3 separate regions of the Mus musculus genome follow, and all the other regions are linked to region 2. The links are chromatin loops, found by intact Hi-C in ENCODE. Cell type or tissue: left cerebral cortex. All regions are shown on one strand. Each heading gives the region's core, and the rest is flanking DNA. Links, peaks and the distances in the headings are about the cores only.

Region 1 (10,729 bases), core at 1,177-9,176, 220 kb after region 2:
GGGGGTGGGGTGGGTAGAAGCAGAAATTGCTGCAAACTGAGCTAGGACTAAGGAAAGTGTCCATTTCTAACTTGCTTATCCAACATCTGTATCTATTTTGTTATGCACATTTACCAGGAAATGGATAAGATGGTTCTTGAAAGAAAAACTGCTTTAGAGATATAAGAAGCTATAAATCAATCTTGAATAAACAAAGAAGTCAGTATGTTTGGCTTTATCCCCTCCCTTCTGACTCTGCTTTCTAAATTTCTCTCTATCACATTCTCCCACTTTAAGGAATTAATGACTATCCTGATATTTTATCTCGAAGAATAATTTGGTGAGCATAATTTATGGGGACATTTCCTTCATCGCCCCCTTTGTCTTTCCCTGTGTGTTTGCAGCCACATGTAATGCATTTGTTGAGAGTTTTCTCGATTCCTTGCATTGCAGACTCCATCCATGTAATGACATCTTGGAGCCACGTTCTGTTTGAATCCTGGAAAATGCTGTGCTGAATATCATAGGGTAAAGTTGGTTTCAAATAATAATAGGGTCTTAAATATTCATGACTAGTGGAAACTGAAAATTGTTTCCAAAATCAAACTGGGATGATGAATCACCCACAAGCAACTGATTTGGCAGTAAACCAGAGAGCCCCAGCAGCCATAACCAAATGTCTCCAGTTTGTATTTCTTTGCCTGATTCCCCTAAACATGTTTGGGTACATGGATAAAGATTAATGACTTAAAGAACATCAAAATTCAGTATACATTATAACCTTGCCTGTTTTCATTACCTTGCAAAACTGCCATTAGTATGTAAAATCCAGTTTACTTGGGCATGACATTTTCTGCCATCCATGGAGAGGCAGAGGAAATTGTGTAAAAACTCCCAAATTAAAAGAAACAACCAACCAAAAACCCCAATTACCTCCATGATAAGTTACCACTGTCCCCATTAGGAGATTTCACCTAAGATTCCTGTGAAATGGGAACAATGACGGTCATCTTCATACAGGTCATGGTGTGTGCTAAATGATGAATACATGGGAAAATTCTGCAAACTTACAGGATTCCGAGGAACAGCATCGTTGCCACGCTTGATCATCTAACACAGCAGTTAGTCCCCACCTTCCTAATGCTAAATCCCTTAAATACAGCTCCTTATGTTGTGGGGACCCCCAATCATAACAATTATTTTCCTTGTTACTTCAATCTGCCAGTTATGAATCATAATGTAAACATCTGACACTTCTGATGTTCTTAGGCGAGCCATGTGAAAGAGTTGTTTGAATCCCCCAAAGGGGTCATAACCCACCAGTTGAGAAACACTGATAGGAGAAGACTGTAAGGATTGGAAGTCAAAGTAAGAGGTACTTTTGTGGACACATCTTCTTTAGGGATGTCTAATTCCCCACAGTTATGAAATATCAAATCCCAACACTTAATGGAAAGTTAAAAGCTGCTAGTCTCACCTGTCAGAGAAAAAAATGAAGGTCCAGAGCCATTGCTCTTTTACCTAAAGTCAGAACATGTTCCACAGCAGAGCAAGGAGACTTGGCTGCTCATTTTTGACCCTCTTCCTGTGTCTGCATTCCTTCCAACTGACAACCATTTGTTTGACTCAGTAAGTAGTGATCTTGAGAAGTGATATTGATGCTCAGGCTGCTCTATGGGCGGGGTCATGGTAGAAGCATGCCGTGGTGAAGGAGGAATCGGGCAGGAGGCAGTGTTCAGAGGCCACAGAGAAGTGTCACTGGCTTTGATAGAAACAGCACACTAGGCTCTATAAAGACATATGTGTATTAGGAAGGACCAGATTTTAGATGCTGTTTTCCAAGTACATTATATCCTGATGCTATGGAAGTTCAGATTCACAAATGGAAGCCTGACGATATACCAACCACTTTTTGCATTTTTATCCTTTTAGGCTGCTGTCTCCATGTTTTCTACATATGCCAAATTTGCCTCTCTACATATGATTTGCATTAAGTCAATCTGGAGCTTGGAGTGTTCCCATGTCTTTGTGTTATCAATAGCAAAGGCAGTTTCAATACCCACCGCAAAATAGACTTCATGATACTCCCAACCCCTCTGCTTGAGGCTATCCTGTCTCCTTATGTTTATCCTAAGGTTTGGTGGCTTTTCCTTTTAACTGATGGAGCAGTCTTTTGATTTAAAGTCAAAATCATGTGTTAGTAATGTGTCATCTTTTGGCAGGCAGGGCCTGTCACTCTGGGTGAGTCAGTCGTGGGACATAACGGACACCCTTGATAACTGTGCTGCTTAGAGACTTTTTGTTTTGTTTTTGTTTTGATTTGTCAGCTTGACTGAATAATTTTGGAAGAGGACATTTCAATTGAGAAACTGCCCCCATCAGACTGGCCAATGGCAATTCTGTAGAGCACTTTATCAATTAATAATTGATAAGGGAGGGTTGAGCCCACTACAGTCTTTGATACCATTCCTCCATGGCCTCTGGTCCATGGCCAAGCATTCCTCTGCTTCGGTTCCTGCCTCCAGGTTCCTGCCTTGAGTTCCTGTATGGTTTTCCTAAGGGAAGAGCTATGATATACTCACTGAAACAAATCCTTTCCTCTTCCAAGCTGGCTTTGGTCATCATTTTATCACAGTAACAGAGAACTAAACTACAGTTACATTCTTCCTTGTTGACTGTCAATTCACTAGCTCTCAATGTTAGACACTAAAATCTAGTTTTTGAAATAAGTAAATAAAAGTGAATAGTTCAAGTGAAGCTGCTACTTGTCAACATCCTAGAACACGGTTTTGTTGCTGCAGTTGTTGAAAGGGAATGTATGTCCTTAAAATGAATCAACTTCAAAAACAGAATGAATGAAAAAACACCAACACTTAGCACATGCAATGTGACATGAGTGTTGGCTTAGGCCTGCCAGCTGGAACTGAGAAATGATTCAGAATTAGCAACTGGTCCGTTGAAGAGGTGGCTGCATAGGACATTTTTCAAAAGTCATTAAGCTGTGAAGTTAAAATAGATTCATTTGAATCTTAAAGGACATGTTACTTCATAATGTATATATATTTTTCTTTACACACAGTCTCTACTTAATGCAGTGTTTGGCCCAGAATTTAATGTGATAATTAAAACAAACAAACAAACAAACCCACAACTCTCTATTGTAGTTAACTATGTACAATCAAATGAACCTATTTTAACTTTACAGCTTGATGACATTTTGAAAAATGTCCTACATAGCCACCACATTGACAGACTCTTTGCTATTCTGATTGTTTCTCCTGACTTCCAACTGTCAAGGCCAAGCAAACACTGATGTCTCTTTTAGCCACATAGATTGAAATTTCTTTTTGTAGAATATCAGATATTAGAGTCACAGTGCATGTGCTAAGTGTTGAAATTCTTCTCATTCATTATGCTTTTAAAATTAATTCACTTTGTTGCATTGCTAGCTGTTGTTTATTGTGGAATAATATTCAATAGCTGTACGACATTTTAATGATACATCATCTGCCTCTTGTTTTGAGCTATGATGAATAAAGATGCTATGGACATTTATGCACAAATCTTTCTGTATGACATATTTTTCTCTTGAGCGGCTACCTAACAATGAAAAGTCTAATGTTAAAGCCTGACTATATGCTAGATTCATACTTAATTTATAAGAAGCTGCCATACTGTCTCTCAGAGTGGTTGTGTTGTTTTTTTAGGGTTGGCAGTCTTTAAATGGTAGTTCTTTGCTGGTAAGTGCAGTTAAAAGCTCATTAGAGTTTTAGTTTGCATTTCTGAGATGGATCAAATATAATTAGATATTTTTCAGGTACTTATGGGCATTTATCTATTCTCCCTTAAGGTTGTCCAAATCATTTGCCCAGTTTTCAGAGCATTGATTGTCTCCTCCTTCCTCTTCTTCCTCCTCTTCTTCCTCCCCCTCCTCCCCCTCCTCCTCTCCCCCTTCCTCCTTCTCTCCCCTTCTTCTTCTTCTTTTGGTTTTTCAAGACAAGGTTTCTCTGTATAGCCCTGGCTGTCCTGGAACTCACTCTGTAGAACAGGCTGGCCTCGAACTCAGAAATCCTCCTGCCTCTACGTCCCGAGTGCTGGGATTAAAGGCATGCGCCACCACGCCCGGCAACTGACTTCTGATTATGAGATATTGAGAGTTTTATGAGATATTTAAGAAAATCCCAGGTTATAATTTTGTCACACATATATTCTGGGAACATTTATTTATACTTCCAGAATTACTTTGTTGTTTTTCTTGGTTACTTTTAAAAAAGATTTATTTATTTGTATTTAATATGTAAGGGTGTTTTGCCTGTATGTATGTCCATGTACCAGATGCACTGGTGACACCTACAGATGTAAGAAGGCATCTGATGCTCTGACATTGGAGTTACAAATGGTGGTGAGCCATTATATAGCATACACATAATCCTGCACTATGTAACACCACTGATCTGTGTTTTCCCCTGTAACTTGGATTTTGCTGTGTAGTCATGACAGGTAACCAAAGGCGATGGCAGTAGCATTAGTTGTTTTGGAGACTTCTGGGGCCTTTCTGACTATAACGCTCAGGCCTTGAATGAAGTGCGAAAGTACAAAGTGGTGCACCCAGAATGTTTTCTGCTTTCTGCAGACCATAAAATGTAGTGACAGTGGCCTCACATTCCTGGTGACACACACTGAGCTGTTTGGTCCTTCCTTCACCACCATGATGGACTAAAATCTCCCAACCATAGGCCAAATAAACTTCTCACTTAAGTTGCTCTTGCCAGGTACTTGGCCATGCTGATGAGATAAGCATTTGAATTTGACATGAAATCAAACTTTGCTATACAGTTTTATACGGTTTATAAATTGCCTACATTGACACGATGATATGGACTTTAGCTGTCACAGCCATGTTCATGGGATTGTTCTTCTGTGGATTTTGTTGTTTTATGATGTGGGATCTGGGGCTTGGAGAGATGACTCAGCTGGAAAAGTGCCTTTCTCAAGAGCACAAGGACACAAGCTTGAACCCCTAGAGCCCACACTGAGGCTGGGGTGGTGGTGGTGCAGTCCTGTAAGCCCAGCATGGGGTAAGCTGAGAAAGGTGAATCTGTGAAGCTCATTGGCCAGAGAGCCTGGGTGAACTGATAAGCTTCAGGTTTGTTGAGAGAGAACTTGTTTCTAAAACTAAAGGTGGAACATAGTCAAGGACAAAGCCCCAGCAGTGTCCATGGACCTTCACAGGAAAGCATAGCTGTACATTACGTGTTCATATGTCCACACTGACAAGAACACACAATAAGGACAACACACACGCACATTCACACACACACACACACACACACACACACACACACACACACACTGGGTATTTTGGACCTGATGTTTTCTGTCTGTTTGAGTGATACCCCTGATGACACTTGTTCTTCTGTGTTGCTTTGACAGTCTGGAAGCTATTGTCTACAGTTTTCTGTAAGGAAGGACCAAAAGGCTTGGGGGGCGCTATCTCAAGCTACTTAGATTAATCAGCGACTGACTGGTATGATTTTAATATGTGAAACATATAGGCTAAATTTTTCTTAAGTAGTTAATTCCAGATATTTTTCACAGGGTGAAAGTCTAAGGAATACAATCTGCTTATTTGGTCACTTAGCCTGATAGACAATGCTGGCAAAGAGAAGAGGCAGGATTCAAAAAGCAACTAACCACACAATATATTTCGTTAGACATGTTCCTGGGACTGCCTTCGAGTTGTGGTAGCTTGATGAATTTCCTTTGCATTCCAGGGAGATGGGTTAAGCGGAGAGTGGTAACTGAGAATCCAAACACCTCGGTCAAGCGGAATGTCCAGGAAATCTGCTGCCTCCTGGTATCTGTCACTGAGGGATTGGTGGCCTCGTTTTCCAAACAACTGTAAGCCATAACAGTTTCCCTGGTTTCAAATCACCTCCCATTAATTGCATGTTAGCCTGGTAATGTGTGTACCAGGGGTCATTCATTTCACCTGCAGAGGCTGAGCAAGGCAGAGAAGCCAGTAATGTTGGGAGCTTTGAAGAGCAAGAGCTTTTGGAGTTAGTTTCTCCCAGCAGGAGGGCAGGAGGAGAAATTTAGTCATGGAAGAATCACAGAACCTCCTACTGGGGACTCTGGGTATATTCTTGCTCTCCTGTGCTGAGTCTGCACCCCAGCTGAGGGACCCTGTGAAACCAGTCAGAGTTTGTCGTTTCTCAGTGGCACCTGTGCCATTTGGAGTAAAGTTCAGTTGCTTACAGTGGAAGTAGCCTCCCATGAGCTGAGCCTTCTGCTAACTCTCCAGCTGGGCTAGTTGGCACCCTTTTTGCTTGGAAGCTCTTCTTGGTTTTTACATGACCACTTTCCTCCATATTTTTAGGTCACCACTCAAAATTTAATCTCTGAAATTTATGTCTCCCAACAGCATATGTTTTCAAGCCGCTAACCACATTATTTTGTCCCTGATTTTAATTTGTTAATGGAGAACATACATACGTTTTCTGCACATCAATATTTTAACATTTTTCTTCAGGGTTCTATCCAGTCAAATACTTAAGTGCTTACCAACAATAGACAAGTGAGAGAAATAAATAGAAATCTGGAATCAATATTCCTATGACTTGTGAACTTGAAGTAGGGCATCTCAGGAGGCGCTAATAGTGTTTTATTTAAGCGTTAGCGAAAATACTCTGTTGACTTAAAGTGCAACGTATTGACTTGTTATAGATTTGTACTTATGAAAAGAAATACTCTTTTTGTGTTTTCCATGTTTTCAAAATACCATGGAAAATAATGTCACCAGTGCTTCTCAGTCTTGACCCTATTTAGATTTTGGGAGAACTAATTTGTGTGTGAGTGAGTATTGTCCATATGTTAAGGCAGGCTCACATGTGTGCATACCCACACCCATGCATGTGTGTATGTATATGTGTGCATGAGGTTAGAAGACGATATCACTTGAGCTTACTGATTTGGGTAAACTAGCTAATCAATGTTTTCCAAGAAGCCCCTGATCCTGCTTCCCAAGTGCTGGGATTACAGGCTTACAAATAGACCACCAAGCATGCCTAAGTTGTTTTGTGAGTCCTAGGGATTCAAACTCCAGCCCTATACTTACATAGAAAGCACTGTATTCACTGAGCCATAGAGAGGTGTCTATAGGATGTTTAAGTAGCATTCTATTCACCAGAGGACTGACGGGATATGTCCTATCTTCCCTCAAGTGGTGATAACTGAAAACGACTCCAGACATTACCAACTGTCTCCTAGAGGATAAAACTGCTCTCACTTGAGAACCACAGATGTAATTAATTTTTACATATACCTTTTTAATCAAAATGTTATATGTTGAAGCAGCAAATGAGATAGAACTGACATCATGAGACTCTCATGCTTGCTTTACCAACACCAGAAACAAGCACCATAATTAATCTGGCATGGTCTACTGAACTGACAGTAGGAATATGCTAAAGATGAAGATAAAATTAAGGGGCAAAAAGGAAAGTCTTTCTGTCATCTTCTTAGCTCACTGTGGAACTGTAGGAAATGGTGAACTTTTCTCACAGTAAAGAAAGCTTATGAGTAGTTCATGATGTACACAGGTGACACCAGATGAACACTCACATGGACTGTTTCATGGCAAAGATGAACTTTCAAACAGGGATGTGCATAGCCTGGGAGTTGGTCTTGAGGAAGGCATGTGCAATTTGTGTGTGGAAAGGTGGTTTAGCAGAAGAGACTGTAAAGAATACAGATCAGGTGTAAATGTGAATTTCTGTCCATTTTTTCGTTGGAGGGCGGGGTGGGGGGAGGGGCAGAAACGAAGATTAGTGGACTAAAAGCTCTACTCCTGCAGGGTCACCTTTGTCCCTCGATTACTCTTGGACATTGGTACAGGTAACAGCCAATAGAAGACTCCTAGTCCTTAAAACCACTTGCCATAACCAATGGCTGTAATTTTAGGAAAGGAGTGGTCTTAAGATGTGAGGGCTTAAAACACCCTACGGAATCCATAGGATCTGTAAGTTGAGTTGAAGAGATGTATCTTTGGTGAGAAATTGGAGCCAGTTTTATAATTTGACCGTGTTTGGGCAAATTGGGGTTTTACTCCATCTTTTCTGGTCAGTTTCTATGTGTGACTCAAAACTGTCACTTTGCTCTCCTTGGTTAAAGGAGAGGAAGGTCTCAGGAAGCCAGGAAGCCCACTCTAATTCTTACAAACCCCAGAGCTTGAGCCACACTGATTACCCCCCTGTGTTCTTTGCCAAGAGCATGCCACAAAATATGTGACCCGAAGGCATCGAAGAAGCCAAGAATGGAAAAATTCCCTAAAGGAAAGTGACATTTAATTGGGAAATTTCAGAGATCTGTCACTCCTAGTGACAACCCAGAAAAAACTGCTTTGCAGCTTTGTGACTGGAGGTGAGCTGCAACTGTCAGCTGAAGTTAGCAGGGACTCCCTGCAGGGAGGCCTTTAGGGGCGGAGAGCAAGGGACAGCTGCCTTTGCACATGGCTCCCCCAATCTCGAATAGAATATCGTGTGTGTGTGTGTGTGTGTGTGTGTGTGTGTGTGTGTGTGTGTGTGTGTGTGTGTGTTTAAAGCTGTACCAAAACTGTAGTTTAAAATGCTGTCAATTTTCCAATTAAGATATCCAGCTTGATAAGCCGAGCTATGGACCCATGGGAGGGGGAGAAAAACATGGTTCTTGGGAGTTTGTACAAAAAATATGGTGCTGGGTGGGTGCTAAGAACAAACGGTCTTATAACCCATGGTCTTTCTACACAGATCCGTTTGGGGAAAGACTGCCCCCAGAGTAGCCTGCTTTTCATAAGCTTCCCAATCAGATTTCGGGGGCAAAGCACTCCCCTCCTCCCTCGCACAGCCTGCTTCTTCTCTCTGCCCTCTCTCGTCCCTCCCATTCTCTATTTCCCTCCCCGGCAGGGTGTAGTTGAGTGAAGGCAGGATCAGGTTCCCCGCCTACCCGTCCAAATATCCCGCCAAGGAAGCCCCAGAGCACAAGAAAACCCAAAGTGGAGAGAGGGGAAGAAAGAAAGCACTGAGTCATCCATCCAGAAGGGGGGAGAGCAGAGCGCAGCCGCCCAGGCAGGAGCATCAGCCAGCGATACCTGGAGTCTGCAGAAACCTCGCCCGCACTTTGCAACAAAGGCAGCCAGCTAGTCAGCGAGGACCTCTGCAAGCCAAAGTAAGTGCAAGATACCCTGTGGTTTTCTCCAAAGGGTCTCTGGTGCAGTGTGCCTACCCCCCAAAGCCACTTTTCTGGTAGCCTGCAGTACGTGGAGGGGGTTGGAGCAGGAGAGAGGCTGCCTGGAGTCCGCTAAATAGGACTGCTTTTAAAAACGGACTTGCTCCAGAAGGCAAAACAGCCGAAAGGAAATTTTGGGGGGAATGAGCTAAGTAACCTAGCATGTGCTTGGATGGGAAGAAGGAAAGCAGCTTTTGGGCTGTGGAGAGTGCATGGGGACCGAATTCCTGCTACCTGCCAGAGCATGCAAAGCGCGGGAGAGGGCACATTTGTGCTCTTTGTAAAACCTGGAGCTTTGGTGGGTGTGTCTGGCCCAGTAGGCATGAGAGAGAAGAAAGGGTGTATCAGTAGACAGGTCTCATTTCCTACCTCCACTTCTCAGGTTGCCCTAGAGCTTGCCAACTGCCAATTGCTGCCCGCTCTAGGTGTGGTACATGCCTGGCAGCCTGCCCCTCCTGTGTCTGCTGATGGAGAAACATCTCCGCCAGAGCAGCCTGCACTCCCTAGCCTGCCCACGAGCCCAGAAACGCTTCTAGAAACAGTTCAGTCCAAAGTTTCAAAGGCACACTTTGGAGTCTACCTTTGCTTGGTTGGGATGCCAACTGGCATAGAAGCACTTACGTTTTCAGTTGTATCCAAATAAGCCAGGGTTGTGGTAAAGACGAGTTTGGCAGACACCCGGAATTTCTGAGGTGATATTCCAGTTGTTTCCATAATATATTTTGAGAAGAAAAGTCACTTCTTTTGTGCATAAAACATAACCTTTCCTCTCTTCTAAAATATGTGTGTGTGCATGCGCACACACACATGCACACACACACGCACACACACACACACACACACACACTTCTATGGGATCTGATGTGGCATATAAATACAAGAGCACACATGTAACTCACATACAGATTGCTAACTAGTTCTTGTCTCCTTAGTAATAAGGACTTTGGAGCTGTAGGAGCAGAGCGAGACTTCAGAAGTAGAGTGGGTGCCTCACAGAAGGAATGCACACTTCAGGGGAGAACAAAGTAACAGAGTTCTAGTGGGTCAGCATCTTTCCTCTTGAAACTACCAGGCATAGTTTAAAAAGTGTGTGTGTGTGTGTGTGTGTGTGTGTGTGTGTGTGTGTGTGTGTGTGTGGTGTGTGTGTGTTGGAAGGAAGGGCCTGGGAGGCACTTCAGGAACTACCAAAGAAAAGCTTTTGAACTAACAACATAATGGAGCAATTTCACGATCCCAGGCAAACGTGGAGCTGATGAAACGGTCCAGCCCATTTGGGCCCTTTGATCATCTGGGAATGAATTGTTCTGTGAGAATATTAAAAGGTAATGAGAGCGAAACAAAAGAGAAGTCAGCCAACACAGCACAGAAGGCTGGTGTTTGCCAGACTCATTATGTCCCTTTTAAAGTAAATTATGTGCCTTCAAGGCCAAGTCATTAGAAACACTTATAGTCCAGTTAAATTCAAGGGAAACTCAGGTGCCCTCCC
Region 2 (10,729 bases), core at 873-8,872:
GGAAAATAAACAGAAAACAGGCTTCAAGACACAGGAGGAAGCTGAATTTTAAGAAGAGACTGCACAATTAACAACCATTTGTGACCAAGAAACAATGGTGTCTTCAAAAAAGCAATTTAAATGGGGGAAACCAAACCAAACCAAACCAAACCAAACCAAACCAACCAACCCAGGGTGGTGAGTGGAACCCAGTCATGCTGTGAGGAACTGCTGATTTTAATTTATCAGATTCAATCCCAGCATTCAGTGTCGGTGAGCTTCTTGGTGCTGTTGTCTGTCGCCTGCCCCTCTGATACACAGCTGACCTGCTTCCTCTGCTGTGTCCAGTCTGGTCCTTTCTTCTGTCTTCTCATCATGCACACCACCGTTAATCACTACTACACAAGACTGTTCCTTTTCTTCTTAGGCACTTGATCTGTGTTCCTGACTTCACTTGTCATGTTGTTCCATGGAGTTTACAAATACATGAGTTTCTTTTTGTTTTGTTTTGTTTTGTTTTGGGTTTTGTTTTTTTTGTTTGTTTGTTTGTTTGTTTTTCCGAGACAGGATTTCTCTGAATAGCCCAGGCTGTCCTGGAACTCACTTTGTAGACCAGGCTGGCCTTGAACTCAGAAATCCACCTGCCTCTGCCTCCCAAGTGCTGGGATTAAAGGCGTGTGCCACCACCACCCGGCTGTACGTGAGTTTCTTGTGCTCGGGGCGATAGTTGTGTCTACAGTGAGAGCAATGTGCTTGGTGTTGGAGCACTTCATAGGTTCGTCATTCTTTTCCTTGTTAGCATCTGATGTTCTGTCAGCAGGAATAAAAGCTTTTAACTAGCCACCTTAAATCAACTTGATTTTACTTCATTCCTCCATGTTAAAGTGAGGCGTCTGTGTAGGCAGAGGAGGTTTCTGGAATGTTTATCCCATGTGATTGCTGGTTCGGAATGTGGAGATTTCAGATTTTCATACATGCATGAGTATTTTGCCTGTATTCAATGTGCAGGCCTGGTGGTGAAAGAAGCCAGAGGACAGCACGGGATCCCCTGCAACAGTTGTGAGCCACCATGTGGGTGCTAAGAGTGGAGCCCAGGGACTCCAGAAGAGCAGCCAGCGTTCTTAATTGTGGAGCCCTCTCTGAAACCTCTGGAATGTGAGACTTATTATTGCATGGAGGCAGAATTAACACAGAGAGACAGCCTAGTGACTCTGTGTGGGGCAAACTGCAAGCTTTAAGTAAAAGGAGTGTAATTCTCCAACATGCTGGACACACGTTTGACACGAGGTATGGAGCCTTCGGTTAGTGAACACATCACTGGATACTGTCAGTATTCTGCCCGAGCGGTGACACCACTCAAGGAGGAATCACAGAGGGAATATTTTTGGTGGCAGCTGCTCACATATTAACCATGTGAAGTATGCAACATATTCTGTAATATGTAGAAATGTATTATTTTGGAGAAAAGGTTTTAGGCTTCAATATCAGTTATTTTGTTTTTATATTAATAAAATATACAATTCCATATCCAGTTCCAAAACGCATTTGGAAGTGGATATGGAAAAATGTGGCTTTTCTACTGTTTCTGTGGCATTATTAAATCTGTAAAGACAACTATTGTGATATCTAAGGTTCCTCAAAGTCGGTGGTGTAGTAGTTCAGACCACTGCTGTCCATGGGCATTATGGTTAAACCACATTTGTAGTTTGACTTTTTCTAGAAGGCATTTTTAAGAACAACATTGAAAAGTAGTAGGCAAATTTTGTTTCATATTTCCTTTACATTTTATAGAAAACACCACAGCATGCAAGATGTAACTTACTGTGAACCATTTTACATGCTATCTTAGTCAGGGTTTTTATTCTTCACAAACATCATGACCAAGAAGCAAGTTGGGGAGGAAAGGGTTTATTCGGCTTACACTTCCATTCTGCTGTTCATCACCAAGGAAGTCAGGAATGGAACTCAAGCAGGTCAGGGAGCAGGAGCTGATGCAGAGGCCATGGAGGGATGTTCTTTACTGGCTTGCTTCCCCTGGCTTGCGCAGCCTTCTCTCTTATAGAACCAAGACTACCAGCCCAGAGATGGTCCCACCCACAAGGGGCCCTTCCCCCGTGATCACTAATTGAGAAAATGCCTTTCAGTTGTATCTCATGGAGGCATTTCCTCAACTGAAGCTCCTTTCTCTGTGATAATCCCAGCTGTGTCAAGTTGACACAAAACTAGCCAGGACACATGCTATTTACAGTGCCTTTGCAGTCTGACTGATACAGTAGGTATGCAGCCATCCAGTTTGGATCTGCCATTCAGTGGCCAGTGGCTTTGTCTCTAGGTCGCACAGATGTGGTCTCTTTGCACCTGACTTGCCCAGGTCAGAGGCACATAGGTACAGGTGTTGGGTGGTGTGATTCCCTCTTTGATCCCTGTGCTGAAATAAAACCCAGATTAACACGTGAGCGTCCTGAAACATTCATGCTCACAATAAAAGACTTATTAGAAATTATCACTCTTTGGCAAAATTATACCTATGTGTCTTTTTTCTTGGTTATACCATACTGCCAGACATCTAGTGCTGCTTACTCTGCTCATACGTGGAAGAGCAAGTGGACTCGGCCACTTCTGCTGCACGCACCCCTACTATGGCTCCTTGTGCAATAGCCTGTGACCTCTGCCCATCTGGGTCTTGACTCAGAGAAACTAGGCGAGACCATCCAGCTCACTGTTAGCGATTCTAGTGTCTTGTTAAAAATCTTCAATTAGATTGACATTTGCCCTTCATTTCACACTTCCTGTTCATTTGGCTTTCCTAGATTAAGAGTAGTAGATGGCCCCTAATTCTGAACGGGTAGGACTGCAGGTCAGAAATTATAGAAAAAAGACAAATTAGACAGGACCATGGTAGGGCCTAGTTGATCATGTGAAACCCTGTCCTCCCTTGATTTCTGTCCCCCACCCCCGTATTTTCCCTTCTACGAGAAAGCACATGCTATGACTTCTGCATGCATTTATCAGTAGAAGGGAGTGGATAGATATCCAAATATCTATACTTTATTTTGTCTTTATTTTTTTCTTGCTTAGTGATAATCATATTTCTTCAGATAGTGTGGTAAGTTATACAATTAAAATTAAATCATAGGTTAAAAGTTAAGGATATAAAGCACTAAAAGGAAATGGTAGTTTACTTCTTCCTTGGCATCTGTGCGTGACTTGTTTCAAGAGTCCTTATAGATACCAACTTGTCTGATGCACAGTCCTTGATATAAAATGATGTAACATTTCTGTGGGGACCTACATGCATTCTTGTATATACCACACACCATCTTTAGACTTGGCCCCCTTATGCTATGGAAATAGCTTCGTTTTTAGGGAAACGTGACCAGAAGGAAACGTGCACCTGCAGTGTAGACATGAATGTTTGCTTGGAAACTTCAGTCCAAGCAATGACTTAAGTCATTGATAAGGAACCTCTAGACACAGAGGGCTAGGGATGGCTGTACCTGTCCACTGTTGTGCCTTGCTTTTCTGTGAGAGTGGAGGGATGTACGTACCATTCTCCACCAAGGTGGGCTTCGTTCTTTTCTGCCTGTTCTGTCAGAGGAAAATGTCAGTTCACTGTCATCCACACTCCTCAGCCCTGTCCATTGTCAGTGCACCGTGGAAGGCAAATATCACTCGGTGTCCTTCTGTGACAGCTCGAGCTGAGAGCAGGCAGGTGGTGGCAGCATTGGCCAGCTGCTGCTGCTGCATCGTGCCTGCTCAGGCAAGAGGCAACGCAGGAGGACTCAGTTCTCAAGCTGCCAGTCCTGATGGTCCTGAAGGGCAGAGCGGGGAAGCTGGGAATGTGTTGGTTCAGTCTGGATAATGTTCTTCACCAGTGGGAGGAAATAATTGGAATGGGACTAGTGGGCTGGCACAGATAATTTGGGGGAACATTAAAGCCGGATAAAACAGAGAACCTATTTGAGAGCCTGTAATCTGAAATCTGGGATCGTGAAAAGAGCAGGCTTCTGATAACAACCTGGGAGGTCGAGCCCTCCCCACTCCCCCAGCTTTGAGGCCTGAAGATCCTTTGCATACTTTTGTTTTGCTTTTATAAGGACAAGCACGTAGGACGTTACCCGTGATCCCCCAATTTTCCTGCTATGGCAGCACATTTGTGCCCATCTCTTTTGGATGGCCTGTTTCAGTTGCAGGAAAGTTGACTCCTGGTTTTATCTATGGTTTACAAAAGACAGACTTCCCGGTGTGAAGACAGGCAAGGGTATGGTAGTTTGCATTTCTTAGTTGTCAGGCATGTGCAAAGCAAGGTCTGCACGTCCAGTAGAGAAAATGACACTGGCATGCAGTCACCGTTACTCTCCACTTTACAGAAGAGGAAGGGGTGTGCTTAGTGACTGGTCCACTCACTCCAGTACCCATGGGAGCTTGGTTCCAATGCCAGCGTCTCCTTCTGGATCCTGTGCTCTCTGCCCCGCTACGGTGCTGCCTTATGCTGTCATATGCATGCACAGGCACAAGCAGATACGTCCACGTACATAGTACACAAATGCGCATCCAGTTTGTGTGTAAAGACATCTTCGTGTGAAAGTCTGAAGAAGTGTACTTTGTCCTTGAAGATGAGGGTACAAGATCCTCAAAGTCCCCAAGGCTCTGTGTAGAGCTGAGTGCAGATGAAGCCCATCCCTTGGGAACCACTCTTTTAGAAAGCAAGACAGCAGCTAAGCCTGAGAAGATTTGATTGGCAGCTGCCAAACCCATCACAGGCAGTCGCAGGACTCCTTTCTTGGTGGCTAATCCTCTTGCTTTTCCATCTCTTTCAGTGTGAGCTTTCAAGTGACTTAGAGTTTTTCTTTGTAGGCTCATGTTCAGAGGCGGTTGTTTGATGTTCGCTTTCGATCTCTGTTTCGTTTCCTCACAGAGTATTTTAAGACTTATCAGACTAGAATTGTGTCTGCTGTGGGTGGTGAAAGCTTCCATGCTAGAAACACATCCCTGGGTTTGTGGGAGATTGGCCTAACTGTTTACCAGACAGAGGCTCTCTCAGTTTCTTCCAGACATACCAAGTTACAGTCCCGGGGCCGGGCCTCAGGCAGTGGGCATCTGTACTCTGTTCCAACCTTCTTTCCCCCTGCCTAGAGAACACTGGTACCAGTACAGCCTCTAGCCAGCAGGGGGCTGCTTTCATCCCTCATTACTAGACAGACAGCAGACTGGATTCCTCCACTGCCCCAAGGTTTTCTTTACCTCACCTTTAATGCCCTGTGTTTTGTTGATGGACAAGAAGATGTCTTTCTCAGCTCTCTCTTCTATTACTGCTGTGTTTACAGTAAGATCAGATGTTGTAAGGGTGAACTAATATAAATATCTTCCCAAGGAAAGAGAGATATAGGCAAATTAAAATAAGAACAATCTCTCATTTAAATCTAGAAAAATAAAAAGAGTGAGGACGGGCGACTCAGAGAAGTTTGGGGGGGGAAGCATCCAATATTCTTCTCTGGATGCATTGTTGAATTAGATTCTGAGTTCTATTGCATGTCTGCAGCTCTGGTTTCTCTTAGTGCTGTCTGCATCTGTGTTTATCATTCTGGATGCTTGTGACCTTTCTATGACCCTCCACAAGCTTCCTACAGTTTCCCAGTTCTTTCAGCTTTCATTGTGCTTAGCTGTGCTTTTAGTAGCAAGGAAACAGTGTTTGGCACAGCCACGAGAGCCGACTTATCACCTGGACCACTTGACTGGCACGGTGTGAGCAAAAAGAGCTAAAGAAATCCAGGTCACAATCTAAGGATGGTCCAGGAATGGCTTCTTAACACTTAGGAAGATCTGTGTTTGTAGTGTGTCACATGTAGTGAATTTTGGAGCTTTCTCTACATCCAGAGATGTCAAAAATCACATATTGCTGCCTCTAAGATAGTCAGGCCATTCCCAGTACCAGGTTTGGTATTATTGAGTTAGTAGTTTTTCGGTTTTAGAAACGGAACTTAGGGAGGTCTTGGGGCATGCCAGCAGGAGATTTCCCATTGAGCTACACCCCACTCACCTCTTTATTTTGTTTTGTCCTGAGATAGGGCTTCACAAATTGCCTAGGTTGGCCTCACTCACCATCCTCCTCCCTCAGCCTCCTGAGAAGTTTGGAACTGTGAGCTTGTGCTGGTAGGCCTTGCGATCCTCACCTCCTTATGAAAACTTATTCCTCTGCGGCACTAAAAATGCTGGCCTCACTAACTGGTGTTAGTCTTACCTCGTTATGAACGGCAGTTCTCATGTATAAATGATGCGATGCTAATGCCGCTCTATCATTCAACTCCCTTACAAAGTGGAAACTAAAATTAAACTATCTTACGGAGTCTTTTTATGTTGGCATATAGTAATGGCTTCGTCTTGACATTTTTGAAGTTCAATAATGTGATGTTGCTCGGGGATAGCATAGAGATTGTAATCAGTGTACCATCCTCTGCCAGCGTGAACTCTGAGGGCAGCCATTTTGTCTTATCCAGCATAGCCCAGCTCATTAATCTCGTTATTTCAGCCGTTCTGCTCTGTTGTGCATGTAGTTGGTGGTGCTCATTAAATGCAGTGCTAGCATGTTGTTAAAAGAAAACCCCATGACACTCATACAAGTATAGACTAAAACATGTCACTGTTTTGCTGAGCTCTGGAATGGAACACTTAAAGGATAAGGCTCATCTGTCAGAGAATAGGAGAAGAATTTTAAGTGGCTTATAGTAGGATTTCCCCCCCCCTCCGCCCCAAATTTGGGGTAGAATGGGTTAATATGCAACCGGAACTGAAGTCATAACCTTTAACATAATCTCTTCTTGACATGTGTCATCTGTACTTCCACCATGTAAGCCATAGTTGAAAATTATTAGGGAGACCTATGTATGGAACGTGGGTCTGTGTGACATCCTAAAGACATGTAGGTTTCTTTTTTGCTATGCTGAGGTTAGGAGCTGTTTGTTTGTATTGTAATATGGCTAAATTCAAAGGATTTTTTTCTTCTAGAACACAGATTAAGCGGGGCTTGTGATCCTAGTATGTACTTTCTGTTTAGATTTATCTGAGACATTAAGTCCATGCACAGTCTTGTCTCCATAGTGAATCATAAAAGAGATTTTTAGGGACAATTAGGAAAACTACGAGTTTCCAAAATGATGCTGTGGAGGGTGGTCATGCAACGAGGGCCTGTATCGGCCATAGACCAGTGTTCAGTCTTTAGATGCGTTGTGGTTTAAGCTGTACACGGCCCTGTGAAGTAGGTCTCATTATCTCATTTTGAAAATCAAATAAATTAGTCTCTGTAAAGTTATGCAGCTTAATCAAGGTTCTGTAGCCTGTATGAGCTGCATTGGAATTTAGTCTGATTCTGAGTTTTATATTCTCTCTGGTACTCTGTTCTATTACCCCATCTAAATGACCTTAAATTCCCCTAAATTTTAAAGTATCATTCTAGATAAACATGCAGATTTATGAGTCCCCATTTGATTATATAATAAAGCATGCATAAAGTGGTCTTTTTTCCTATTTAAGGTTTGACCATTTTGAAAGCACTTGAAGTAAGCAGGCTTTCTGTTGTCTGACCACTGTATTAAACATGTGTTTTAAGCATTCTGACCTTTCCAAGCCTCCTCAATTTCCTTCCTGGTGACTTATTGTCTTTCTCTTCTCCCTTCTGGCCCCCAATGTGTCTGTAGGTGGGCTGGATCCTCTCCATCCTGGACGAGCTGCAGCTGAGCCCACAGCCTCCTGTGGGGGTGCTTCCACTGGGGACTGGGAATGACCTGGCTCGGACGCTCAACTGGGGAGGGGTAAGAACTGGAGGCGGCTGCCCTTAGCATAGAGGAGCAAGCCAGACCTGCAGATCACTCTGTGCTCGCCCCTAGAAGCAGTAAGCTACTGCTGTCAGAGGGACAAGTTAGAAGTGGGACTCAAATGGCCTGTTTCTTTGTCATTTCTTCACTTTAGACTTAGAATCATCCAGGGAGGAGGGGTTGAGTGTGAAGAAAACACATGGTTAGTGCACAGATAGGTTGAGTGTTGAAGTATCTACCAGGGCATGGCCAATGGGTCAGTCTCAAGTGGTCATGAGAAGCAGTTCTGCCAATCTCCGGTCACCCTGACCCTCAGCCCTGGCCATAATGGCAAATCTGCTTTAGAATTAAGGCTTATCCTTTGAATCAGTCACTACTTCTTTTGAACATGGAGGTTTACTGATGATCCTTATTGTAGCTTTGATGAGACTGGTATCTTGATTGTCCCTCCCATTGCGTACCATTCTCTGGAAGGTGTGAGGGAAGCCCCACCTGTTGCTAACTGGCCATTTCATGTATATATCTATCTTGTACTAAACTAAAAGAAGCCACCAGACACTAACATGCCAGCCCAGAAGCTATTGGTACTAAAAGCTGATGGAGGCAGTCATTTCTATTCAGTGGTGTAGTCCCTGGTAAATAGCTCAGCCCCAGTTAATGACCCCACATTCACACTCAACCAGGGAATTCCAGTTTAGCTCAGTGAACCATTAAGAAGAAGATGTGGGAGCTGAAGAGGGATAGTTGTAAGGAGGAAGCTTTGATGAGGAGGGCATGAAAACAGGTAACAGGATAATAGGGGAATATGATCAAAATACAGTATATAGGTGTACGAAATTGTGGGAGAATAAATCCAAATATTCTTTAAAAAATAATTAATGTCCATTGCTAGCTCCCTAGATCCCTCTTATTAGGTTTTTGCTTGACATCTGTTTCATATGACAAGGATCTTCATGGTCACTCTATGTGACAGATCCATAGCAGACACTGATTTGGCCCTTAACCGAGTTAACTTATCTTTTGTTATTCTTGTTATATTTTGCCTTACCTTTTTCTCTTTTTAAGTGGCTGGTATAAAAATAAATGTACTACCCAAATCCAGTATTTGACTACCTAGAATAACCATGCTGTCACAAACACTCCTTCAGTAGAGGGCTGTTCTCCTCGTCCCTGCTTCTCAGGCTGACTTGCCTCAGGCCACAGATGGGTGGTATCCTAACACAAGATCAGCTATTGGTCCCTCCCTTTTACCCCTGCCCACACACTTATGGGTGCTCCCAAATTCCTCCAGCAAGAGGCTTGGGAATCTTGCTGTTCACTCCAGTAAGCATAGTTATCCAGCATGACCCTCACTGGCTCTTGCTGACTGCAAGGAGTTCCTCAGCTCAGGTCAGGCAAAACTAGTGCCTTCCTTGAAACATTATCTTAAAGCACGTAGAGGGGAAAGTCATTCACTCTTCCAGCTTTGATGGCTTAAAAGCAGTGGGACTATGACTGACCACGTCCTGCCTTGTTGGGGCACCCACTGCAGGGCTTTCTGACCCAGACAGCAAGGGTCTGTGCTCTGATTCTGTCCGTAGGGTTACACCGATGAGCCTGTTTCTAAGATCCTGTGCCAGGTGGAAGATGGGACCATTGTACAGTTGGATCGCTGGAACCTCCACGTAGAGAGAAACCCAGACCTGCCGCCCGAAGAACTTGAAGATGGCGTGTGTAAGGTTAGACAGCTCTTCCTTTGGGGACCGGAGTGGTGTCTTAGCTGTTAAGAGTGCTCACTGCTCCTGCAGAGGACAGGAGTTCAGTTCCTGGCACTCATATTGGCTGCTTCACAGTTATCTGGTACTCCAGCTCTAGGGAATCTGCCCCCCTCTTTTGATTTCTGTAGACCCTGGCTTATATGTGCACATACACACATATATGCATGCAAATCAATAAAAATAGAAATAAACTTAAGGTGGGGGAGACTCCTTCCACTGATGGAGCCCTGGGCATCTGCTTGAGCCGTGAGACATACATTTCAGGATACCACTCATGGGCCCTGCCTTCTAGAAGATAACAGGATAGCTCTGGGTCTCTGGCTCCTAGGGCTGAGCATACTGTCACCAGCTCCCTCTCTGAATGCTCCCTACAGAGCCTTCAGGACTCAGATATTTTACTTGTTCCAGAGCTATGGGACCTGTTCTCTGTCTTCAGCTCCACACTGGGAAAGCATATAAACATCTGTTAATCTCTTGAGCTAGATGCAGACAGTCTATGGGAAGGTGGAGTTTGTGTATGTTCCCAAGCATTAGGCAAATGGCCTTTCAGAAGGAGGAAAACCTTAGCAATTGCTGGCCTGACATCAAATATCTCTTCTGTGTAGCTGGTATCATCTAAGCCAGCTGCCTCATAGACTTGGGACTTGCCTAAATAAGTAGTCTGTCTTGGTGTTTTCTTTTGGTGACTGAGTCTTTAGGGTGAAAATTGCCCAGCCCAAATCAAGGCCATTGTTGTAAATAAACTACCGTGCAGCTTCTCCTCAGCATCTGAGCCTAAGTTGTGACCCTGGTCTCTGGTTAACTTGATTATACCACTGAGCAGGCATCCCTTCCCTGTCACGTCTTGCCTTTCTTCCATGACACCATGCCCATAATTTTGTAGGCTTAAGACTCCTTTGCTCTGCTTGTTAGAATGAACATGATGAGTCTCTCTCCAGAGAGTCAGAGTAAGTTAATGTAGGGATAAGGTCCCTGCACCTGCACTTCCAATAACATCCTTGCTAGTTTGGATCCATCCACTGAGCACAACTTCGTTGCTTACTGCAGTCCTGAGCAATTATGTTAGACACTTAGATGTCTTATTTGGCTTAAACATCTCTCTTTATATCCAGTGTTTGTTTGTTTGTTTTTTAACCTAAAGGCCAATACTGAAATTAATAAATCTTCTATTACACATCAGAA
Region 3 (10,729 bases), core at 1,904-9,903, 350 kb after region 2:
CTCAGAGTAGAAAATGTTCTGAATTGAATTATTTAAAGTATGATCCACTTTATAGTAACACTGCTCATTTTCATAGTAATATGTAGTTCTTCACCCTGATACCCATTGGGATGAATAGAATTAAACCTGAGCTAGGAAGTTCAGCAAAATTAAATCACTGGGAAAGCACATTCTCAGCCAGTGGACTGCATAAGGAAGTCTAATAATCTCTTGAATGTAGCAACTTCTTATATTTTATGAGCTTGGTGAGAAAAGAATGACATCAAGGTGATAAGTAAGGAAGGGAGACATACCTTCAAGTCTGGAATGGCAGGTCTCTCAGTACTGCTGTGAGTGACAGAGTCCACAGATAGATGTACATGAAGCAAGTGTCATTTTGAAATACCTGACTGTGTTCTTGCTGACTACAAGGTCATACTTGAGAAGGTAAATGTAAGAGGACAGAGATAGAGAACATGTAAAAGGAAAGATTTATTTTTTCTTTCATCTTATCATATAGTAGAAATATTTTATATGATCCTCTGATACATATTAACTGCAGTTACTATTACTAAGGGAGGAAATATCTGAGCAATGTAGAACAGCCACACGAGACACAATGACACTCTCTCAATATTTTGACTAGTTGGATAGAACTCACATAAAGTGAATTTATCCTCTGGATTTTCTAGGCAAATTCCTGACATGTGTTCCTATGTAAGAAATAAAATTGAGCTGTGCTTACTTTCTTTCTGTTTGAATAGCATTCTGATATATTGCCAAGTGATGTGCCCCCTCTACCCCACCCACTTTTAGCTGTCTCAAAGAACAAATGGTACCTATGTTGCTCGGGCAGCTGCAATAAATTACCATAGTCTTGCTGGCTTAAACAACAGATCTTCATTCCTGGCAGTTTTGAAAGTTGAGTAGTCTGCCATCAAGGTTCCAGGGAGTCCTGCTATGCTGTTATTCTTTCCTGCAACTGCTCTTTAATTCCTATTGCTGACTGTTTTGCACTCCATGACCCTGTTATTTTGAGACTTAACCCCTTAACCTCACACAGCTGGGCACTGTGCCACTAGCAATCCTAGCTCAGTTCACTCAACACTCCATTTGGTAACTGAGTCATTTAAGTCAACCATGTGTTCACCAAACGGAGATCTTCCTACCTATACAAATGAAGTAGGACTTCGTCAGGCAGTCCACCTCTTAGAGGTCTAGGAAGGAAATAATCAATATTCCAAGTTTCTGCCAGGAGAACATTCGCACCACACCACTGATTTTGTTTTGACTCTCACAAGGATGTTCATGCTTTACTCATGTTCGATACTTCAATATTACCGAGCAACCCTCAGCACCCACTGAAATCAAGCTATCCTTGTTAATGGAAGCAATTCCAGATGCATAACCTGTCTACAGAGAAAATGGATAGGAGGTCAGGCTTATCTCCTGACTATATCCATGCATCCTTAAAGGTCTATGCAATGACCTAGTCCAAACATGTATAGTAACTATGAAGTCCAATTCTTAGAGTCAAGTCTTAAAGATCCATTTAATCTAATATCTATAATTTACTTATTTAATTTGGTTTACATGCTATGTGACAGGCACTCTTCTAAGTCTTGGGGAAAAACAGTAAAGAAAGGAGACAAAGTGTCCTTGAAGAATTTATGTTTCAAGAGACACATAAAATTTACACTGTAGGCTGGGTGTGGTGGGGCGCACCTTTAATCCCAGCACTTGGGAGGTAGAGGCAGGTGGAGTCACAGTGATGCAGCTTCACCAAAGAGGGCAGGAGGCCTGGTCACAAAGCAAGGTGAACAAAAGTTTTACTGAAGTGGCTAGATAGATGGATACAAGAGGAGACCTCTTGTATCTTCAGCTCCAGGAGATCCAAAGCCATCTTGTGGCTCTTGCAAACACTTATGCATAGAAGATATTCACACATCAAAATAAATCTGTTTTAAAAAGAAGTTTAAACATGTCACAGCCTTTTATATGGAAATTAATTTCTTATTAGCAATAGTAAAGTGGAAATCATTGGCTAAAGAACACTAGGCATGTCTACTCATCATCAGAGGAAAGGACTCTTTTCTCTGTTACGTTATCCCTAGCATACAACAAAGGTCAAGCACATACGAGGTGGGTGGGGAAGGCATATGTGAGTATTTAAGTGAGGTGATGACTAGATATCAACTCTGTCCAGCTGTTATTTTTTCATGAATTGCAGAACCAATCTTCTCTAGGTATCCACCACATGTACTTCAACCATCTCACCAAAGTCTGTTGGTTACTTCAAATTCCTGCATTCTGACAGCCTGTTTTCACCTCTAAATCAGTATGTTGAATTCGAACAAAGACTCATTACTACAAAAAGAAAATAAAATGCATTTAAGCAATGAAGGGAAGAATCTGCCGGCTCTCAGTCTGAAGTGCCTGGCATATTTGTGATTTTGTAATTGCTTGCACAACAAATGCCTCCAGAAGAGTCAAATAATGCATAGACATTCTATATCCTTTAGAGAATTGTGTATCCCTGCCTTATACCTTACATTAGGTTGGCTGGCTTTCATGTGCTAGTTGTAGCACTGTGTGTGCCGCGCTCTGGTTCATCAGAACAGTTCAGTGACTGAGGGTGGTGGTCTTCAGTCCACTCCTGTTCATCCCCCTTCTAATGGCAACATCTCTTTTCCATCCACACGCTATTTGCTTCTCAAACATAATGAAATTGGGTAGGAAGAGAAAAAGAAAGAAAAAAATAGCGACAGACAAGTAGATCAATGGAATAGAATTGAAGACCCAGAAATGAATCCACCTATGGTCACTTGATCTTTGACAAGGGAGCTAAAACCATCCAGTGGAAAAAAGACAGCATTTTCAACAAATGGTGCTGGCACAACTGACGGTTATCATGTAGAAGAATGTGAATTAGTCCATTCTTATCTCATTGTACAAAGCTCAAGTCTAAGTGGATCAAAGACCTCTACATAAAACCAGAGACACTGAAATTTATAGAGGAGAAAGTGGGGCAAAGCCTCGAAGATATGGGCACAGGGGGAAAAAATTGGGAATAGTACTTCTTGAAGATCCAGCAACACCTCTCCTGGGCATATACCCAGAAGATGTTCCAACTGGAAATAAGGACACATGCTCTACTATGTTCATAGCAGCCTTATTTATAATAGCCAGAAGCTGGAAAGAACCCAGGTGTCCCTCAACAGAGGAATGGATGCAGAAAATGTGGTACATTTACATAATGGAGTACTACTCAGCTATTAAAAACAATGAATTTATGAAATACTTAGGCAAATGGATGTATCTGGAGGATATCATCCTGAGTGAGGTAACCCAATCACAAAAGAAGTCACTTCATATGTACCCACTGATAAGTGGATATTAGCCCAGAGATTTAGAATACCCAAAATACAATTTGCAAAAAACAAGAAAATCAAGAAGGAAGACCAATGTGTGGATACTTCATTCCTTCTTAGAATAGGAACAAAATACCCATGAAAGGAGTTACAGAGACAAAGTTTGGAGCTAAGACGAAAGGATGGATCATCGAGAGACTACCTCACCCAGGGATCCATCCCATAATCAGCCACCAAACGCAGACACTATTGCATATGCCAGCAAGATTTTGCTGAAAGGACCCTGATGTAGCTGTCTCGTGTGAGGCTATCCCAGTGCCTAGCAAATACAGAAGTGGATGCTTACAGTCATCTATTGGATGGAACACAGGACCCCCAATGGAGGAGCTATAGAAAGTACCCAAGGACATGAAGGAGTCTGCAACCCTATAGATGGAACAACAATATGCACTAACCAGTACCCCCAGAGCTGGTGTCTCTAGCTGCATATGTAGCAGAAGATGGCCTAGTCGGCCATCATTGAGAAGAGAGACCCCTTGATCTTGCAAACTTTATATTCCCCAGTACAGGGGAAACACCAGGGCCAAGAAGTGGGAGTGGGTGGGTAGGGGAGCAGGGCTGGGGGAGGGTATAGGGGACTTTCGGGACAGCATTTGAAATGTAAATAAAGAAAATATCTAATAAAAAATAAAAAGTACAAAATATCAATCTATCATATTATTTTTAAATCAACCCAGCTGAAGTAGGGGAACCATACATCATTTAATCACCTGTTAGTCTGATGGTCAGCCAAAATAGCTCAGCTCTTCTTTAGCACTGCTCAGGGTCCATCCGTGTCACAGTCACACCAAAGTCTCAACCACTTCCCTAGCATTCAGTTCCAAAGAAGGCTTGATTAACAACCAGCCTGCTAAAGCTGAGTATCTGAGGAAATGTTGTATTGAAATACCGAAGCCTCAGTGCTTAATAAACGCCATCCAGTCTTCTTCCACAAAGCTCAGTACGATAGAACTCTTATATGAACCAGGAAAGCACGTTATATGCAAGTTCAAAATTTCTGTTAAATACTGTTAAGAAATAACCAGTGAAATCATATTGAATAATATATATTAACTTAATATAATAGAAACATTTCATACACATCAAAGCATAAATCTTTTTTTTTTTTTTTACATTATCTTTTGGTGTTGGAGTTTTGAAATCTCACCTGGTGTACACTTGACATAGAGAGCATGCTGGAACTGGCGCTGGATACTCAGAGTCCGTGTTGACTCCTTTATTGGAAAAATGATGCTCTTAAGGGGGTACATTATTAAGATTAGAGGACAAGAAGCAGAATAAGATATTATTTATTATTTAAGTACTTGTAAATTTTTATCTACGAGAGAGAGAGAGAGACAGAGACAGAGAGAGAGAGACAGAGACATAGAGAGAGACAGAGAGAGAGAGAGAGACAGAGAGAGAGAGAGAGAGAGAATTGGGGTATTCTGCTGCTCAGTGCAGGCACCTGGCAACTCACTGGTTGTGTCTATATCACAGCCACAGGTGCTGGCTGGAGTTCGGAAGCTCAGCTGTTACTAGGGGCTTTAACAGATTGACAGCTGCTTTTGAGACCCAAGCTTGAAACTGAGGCTAATAAAGTCCTAGCACAGAACTTGAAGTCTGGTTTGTGGAGACAAGGCCACCATCCTGTGGAATCTCAAGGAACTGCAGTGAAGCAGTCCCCTTGTGTGATTAAGATGTGGAGGGCAGAGTCCTCAATGCATCCACCCTGGGAGAAAGCTGTGGAACATGTGATCAACCTACCTAAGCAGTGTGCAACAAACCTGGAAAAGATCCAGGGAAGGGTCAGAGAAGGGTGATTCCGAGTAAAAGGCAGACTGAAGTTACGAAAATGTGTATGATTAGAATCAACGAGATCATAAAATGTAAGATGAGGACTTGTCCATATCGAGATTTGCTAAAACTAAGGTTGAAGTCTCAAGTATGATATCCAAATCCACGGTTTTTTACCAGGAAATACCTTTAAACCTTTTCACATATTTAGCTTTTAAATAAGCTAAGTGGTGTACGATGCTGTGTTAATGTTTTTGAATAGTCATGCCAGTAAGGCCAATTATCAGGAAGTTTGGAAGTGACAAATTGTCTTCAAAATGCCAAATTGTTTTGGCAATATTAAGAATCTCTGCCTGTTTCTATGGAAATCCCACACTTATCTACCCTCTGGCACCCAAACACTGTTATGTTGTTTACAACATAATGACAGCGTTCCAAAATATTAGAAATGCACAATGTTGGTGCTTGGAATTGTGAAGCTAATAAAATGGTAAGAATATGTGTGCCGAGAAGAACATTCAATATTCAAAATTACGTCTTCAAGGCTTTTTTATTTTAGAAAAAAGAGAAAATTCCCCAAGTACACTGCTATGGTGTCAGATGGATGACATCAAAGATGAGTTATTAACCATGTTTTAGATCCTGTAGCCAAGTTAATGTGGTTATTGGTTGTGGGCAATATAGATTTATCGATTAATGATACATAAAAATATATTGCCCTTAAAAATATAGGGCTGAAATGTTAGGTGTAATGGCTTCTACATGCCATCTAGACAAAGGCTCCTCTTACTTCATGGTTAGTGATAGACTGAAAAATAGTCTGAATTGTTCTGAGTGTTATCAAGCAACCACTCTAGAGTTAAGTTGCTCTTTCTGTATGTTGGGTATTTCTAACACAATATTGTTGATTCTATTCTTCTTGCCCTTGTTATATTTTAATCAATGATATGACTAAGTACTTAGAAAACATAGTTACTGAATTAGTACATGATAAAAAATTGAAGAGTAGCTTACATGACAAATTTCAGAATGAAGTTTTAAAATGATTGTGATGAACCTAATCCAAAATAATGACACTTAATGAAGCTAAGCTGTCTTGTAATATAGGCAAAATAATGACATTTACAACGGGATTGGGAGGACTGTTCTTTGAAAGAGTTTGCATAAAAGTACTCTGGGACTCTAGTTTACTGTAAAGAAAATCCTCCCACTCCGAGGTATACTTTACTTAAATGGAAGTTTGGATCCCCCAATGAAATTTGGTGGCAGATGATCTCTGAGGGAAAGACATGTGGACACCAAAATAGAGCAGATGAAAAGAGGGCTTCAGTGAGCCAGGGGCTGCCAATCTGATGAGACTTTTATAGCCTATCTTTCATTTTCCTGCTTTTTGAAATGAACATCCCAGAACAACAAAGGCATTCATTGACCTGTGGTAATTTCCATCTCCCAAATTTTATTCTGGCTTTCTATACATCTCTCTTTTCCATCAACTCATTCTGAAGTTCTTTGCTTTCACTTTCCCTATGTTAATATTTCTAGGGAGGAGGATGGGAGGAGGGAAGCCTTAACTTCCCTAAAGCCTTGAGGGCTGACTGGGGTTGCAAGTCATTTTATAAACCAGCAGTTTTTTCTAGTTCTGTGATAATAAAATAATCTCTGTTTCAGGTGTGAGGTTTATGCATCCATGTTGACTGGACCTGTGATCTGACTCTCTCTCCCTCTTTCCCTTTCTGCCTCTCTCTCTCTCTCTCTCCCTCTCTCTCTCTCTCTCTCTCATTTATAATCTTCCAAGAAACAGAGAAAATATTTAAATGTTTATAAAACTATTTATATTTGGAGGGGATATCAGTGAGGAAAGTGTCTTGGTTGCTTATTTCTCTCTGCAAAGAATATTTCTAACGTTTAAGGGCATTTTCATTTCAGCGTGAAAGAAGACACACACAGCACACACACACACACACACACACACACACACACACACACACACATGCACACCCTCTGAACAGCTAAGCAGGCTTACCATAGAATCAGTGGGTTGTTGTTTAAAACACAGTTTCTACCTAAACCACAGCTTGTCCCAAATTACTTTTTTCCCTCCTCTTCTTACCTTGACTGCTGAGTCCATCCTACATTCTGTGCATGAATTGCCTAGGCAATGAAGATGTATAATCAATCACTGGCTGGAAGGAGATGAGGAGATCCTTCAGGAAGAGCTGGCTAATCCCCAAGGTAAGGCTCTGAGGAGACTGAGGGCTGGTCAGAGAAACACTCTCTATTGCTCATAAGACAGGGGGACACATTTTCCTCCTCATCCAGGTCATACCAACAGTTCTAATTTGGATCCTGGGCTAATGCTATAAGAGTTAGTTAACCAAGAATCTGAAACTAGATAGCCCAGGGTCCTAGGGTAAAACCAAATACTATGATTCTACTAAAACCATGTAGCAATAAAAGGACTCTTAATGACCTTCTGTTCTACTCATAGATCAGGGCCTTGCTTAGCCATCATCAAAGAAATTTTCTCCTGCAGAAGAGAGATGCTAACACAGAGATCTACAGAGAGACAGCCAGACATGACACAGACACTGAGAGACCTTGGAACACTCAGCCAAAATGGGAAAATTCTCTCAAATTCCTTCCCTCAGGGTTAGGGAAATCTTGTGGAAGAGGAGGCAGAAAAGAGTATAAGAGCCAGAGGCGATGGAGATCACCAAGGTAACAAGGGCATTCAAAACAGAACAGGTCTGAGGTGCATGTGAACTCAGTGACAGAAGCCACATGTACGGGGACTGCATGAGACTATAACAGATGGGGTCCTAGATCTGAAAGGAGTAGGTACACATGCCCCATGCCTGACCCAGAAGCTAACTCCGACGAATAATTACTTGAAAGTAAAAATTTAGTTTTCTCCAAGGAAGGCTCACTGGGAAAATTACTCTTATGGGCAGGCTGCATGCGCAGCAGTAGATGGCCAATATAGCATTAACTCAGCAACTTCTTTGGTGGTTCCTTGTCTCATAATGTCAGGTTGGGGCCCCTTATTGTTTTAAATTGTGTCATATATATATATATATATATATATATATATATATATATATATATAATGTTTTGTCCTATTCTGAGGTGTTACTTTTTGTTTTATCTTACTTTAGTATAATCTCTCAGACTCCTGTTTCTTTTCTAATGAAAGCTGAGTGGATCTGGATGTCAGCAGTGGGGAAGAACTGGGAGTAGAGGGAGGGGAAACCATAATCAAGGTCTGATATAGAAAAAACCCACACATCTATTTTCAATTAAAGGAAAAATAGTAAGATTAATTTAGGAGTTATTTTATTTCTAAAGTGTTTTTGATTATTTTTGAAGGTCTAATGAAATCTAGATGCATTTTCCACATTGTTAACTCTTACTCATGATAATATTTATTTTTTATCAATATTTATTTTAATTTTAGTTTTTGATAAGCTTTGTTTATCAAAGCTTTGTTTGAAAAGAAATATTTACAATCATTCCTTATTAAACTACCAAACATACAAGTGATTTCTTTTATGAGATATTGCTATATAGCTTATGTAAGATTCAAACTCATCAGCCTCTTACCTCAGACTTGTCAAGATCTGGCAGTACAGGTCCTCCATTATGCCCATATCACCAAGGACTCTTGCACTTTTATTTTTCAATATTATAAAATAATTATATCATTTCCCCATTCTTTTTCTTCCTTCCAAACTATCCCATATACTCCTCACTACTTATATATCTTATACTTATATACTTAAATATCATATACGAGTGTAGTAAAATTATTTGGGGGTTTCCACCCCACTGTTGATTATTCGGTTCCCAAGCAGAAGACACATCACCTTTATACTTACAACAAGCTTTTAAGCGTTAGAGCTGGGCAGATATCAACCCTCTAAGTTATTTTGTCTACATCCCTGTCAATAATTCCATGATAAAACTTGTCTCATTTTGCCTGGGCTGCTCTTATTCCAACTGGCCAGCCTTCATGGCCATGTCTCCATTATTCATGTATCCCACAGAATCTTCTCCTCTGTCTTCATCTCTCAAGGTTGGGAACATAAGCATTACCTACCTCTCTTCTGGCCAGCTACAGGCCATAGGCATCTTTATTCAACCATAGTTGTTTGTTTGTTTTTCCGAGACAGGGTTTCTCTGTGTAGCCCTGGCTGTCCTGGAACTCACTTTGTAGACCAGACTGGCCTCCAACTCAGAAATCTGCTTACCTCCTGAGTGCTGGGATTAAAGGCGTGCACCACCACAGCCTGGCCGGTTTTGTTTTTTGTTTGTTTGTTTGTTTTTTTAAGGTGCAAGGTCACACAGCTTCACTTGTTGTATTGTGAGGATCTCCTTGACCCTGAGGCAAACAGGGCCAATATTTAGCATTACAATACATAGCAACAGACACAACCTCAACAATTCCCAGCTTTTGTCTAAATAAAAAGACTCTTGCTCTTATAATAATAAATAACATATAGCAGTAACAATTATGAAACAATTATGATAATTATTAGGTAAGAGTTACATTCAAAAAGTCTAGTCTGTATTTGGAAACTCAGGAGAAGGTATTTTATTATCTACTATCTTGATGAGTTCAGAGTTCTGTATCTAAATAATTTTCTATCATAACTTGTATTATATTAGCATCCTAAAAATATCTTCTTACACCTAGAACATCTTCTTATATCCTGAACAACCTAAGCTTATAGTAAAATTATGACTATCTAGTTTTCAACTCCATCAAAGACCTGAGAAGAAGCGAATATTACCTGAATATGCAGGAAGCTCAGGGATGCAGATTCCAAAAATTATAGAAAGGACAGAGACAGCTGACTGCCTGGACAGTCCCCAATAGTCTCTAAAATATTGCAGCAGCATCTTCATCCTTTTGGCCCAGAATATCCGAAAGACCTTTTGTAAAGCAGGGAATAAGGACTTGCTTGCTCTTGCTTGGCAGAGTTTGGCAGTCGACTTCCCTGAATCTGTCTCTTTTGGACAGCATTCTGTCTGCAGATGAAGTTAGGGCATTTCCTTTGTCTGATGGCTAGCTTGCCACAATTGAACCAACTCCATATGGAGGTTCTTGAGGCTCATCATCTTTCAAGTGGAATGAGGGGCTGTCAGGAATTGACATAGTTTAATGTCAAAAGGTCTTAAATTAAAAAAAAAAATGCCATATTCTCTGTGAGTCTCTGAGGGCTTTGAAGACCATCTATCCATAGCACATCTGAACAAGGAAACATTGCTTGTCTCCTGCTACTTATCTGTTAAACCCAGGATGCATATCTTGGTACTAGAATTTTTCTTTGAAACACGGATATTGGCATTGTGTTGCACTGGCATTGGAAGATAAACTGTCAATCATCAATGATCTAATGAACTGCACAGATAATTCTCAAAAAAAGGAAACACAACTCACCAGTAAATATTTTTAAAACAGTCTTCAACATCCTTAAAAGCTAGGAAATGAATATTAACTACTTTACAGTCTCATCTCTCTCAGAGTGGCCATAATCAAGAAT

The links. A loop is a pair of places that touch in the nucleus more often than their neighbours do. Peaks named below come from ENCODE experiments on the same cell type or tissue, not always from the same donor. Only the 100,000 strongest peaks of a DNase experiment are listed, where the experiment ranks them.
Region 1: a loop joins it to region 2, with 2.8 times the contacts of the local background. A loop is called at or near these places in 3 of 42 quality-filtered maps.
Region 3: a loop joins it to region 2, with 9 times the contacts of the local background. A loop is called at or near these places in 21 of 42 quality-filtered maps.

What each region holds. Positions count from the first base shown.
Region 1 is chr6:36,808,348-36,819,076 of GRCm38, reverse strand. It overlaps Ptn (pleiotrophin), which reads left to right and starts at 8,898. Exons shown (of 5, transcript NM_008973.3): 1 at 8,898-9,183. In left cerebral cortex, for the core only: CTCF peaks have their summits at 6,112 and 8,998; DNase peaks (open chromatin) are centred at 2,884, 8,459 and 8,957; H3K4me3 peaks cover 590 bases; H3K27ac peaks cover 1,945 bases.
Region 2 is chr6:37,031,642-37,042,370 of GRCm38, reverse strand. Dgki (diacylglycerol kinase, iota) reads left to right here. Exons shown (of 34, transcript NM_001081206.2): 13 at 7,674-7,787; 14 at 9,371-9,508. Among named protein-coding and RNA genes, the nearest start is that of Gm52857, 130 kb to the right of the region's middle. In left cerebral cortex, for the core only: CTCF peaks have their summits at 3,682 and 5,144 (motif pointing right); DNase peaks (open chromatin) are centred at 3,696 and 4,981; H3K27ac peaks cover 369 bases.
Region 3 is chr6:36,685,972-36,696,700 of GRCm38, reverse strand. No RefSeq gene overlaps it. Among named protein-coding and RNA genes, the nearest start is that of Ptn, 120 kb to the left of the region's middle. In left cerebral cortex, for the core only: a CTCF peak has its summit at 5,047; a DNase peak (open chromatin) is centred at 5,053.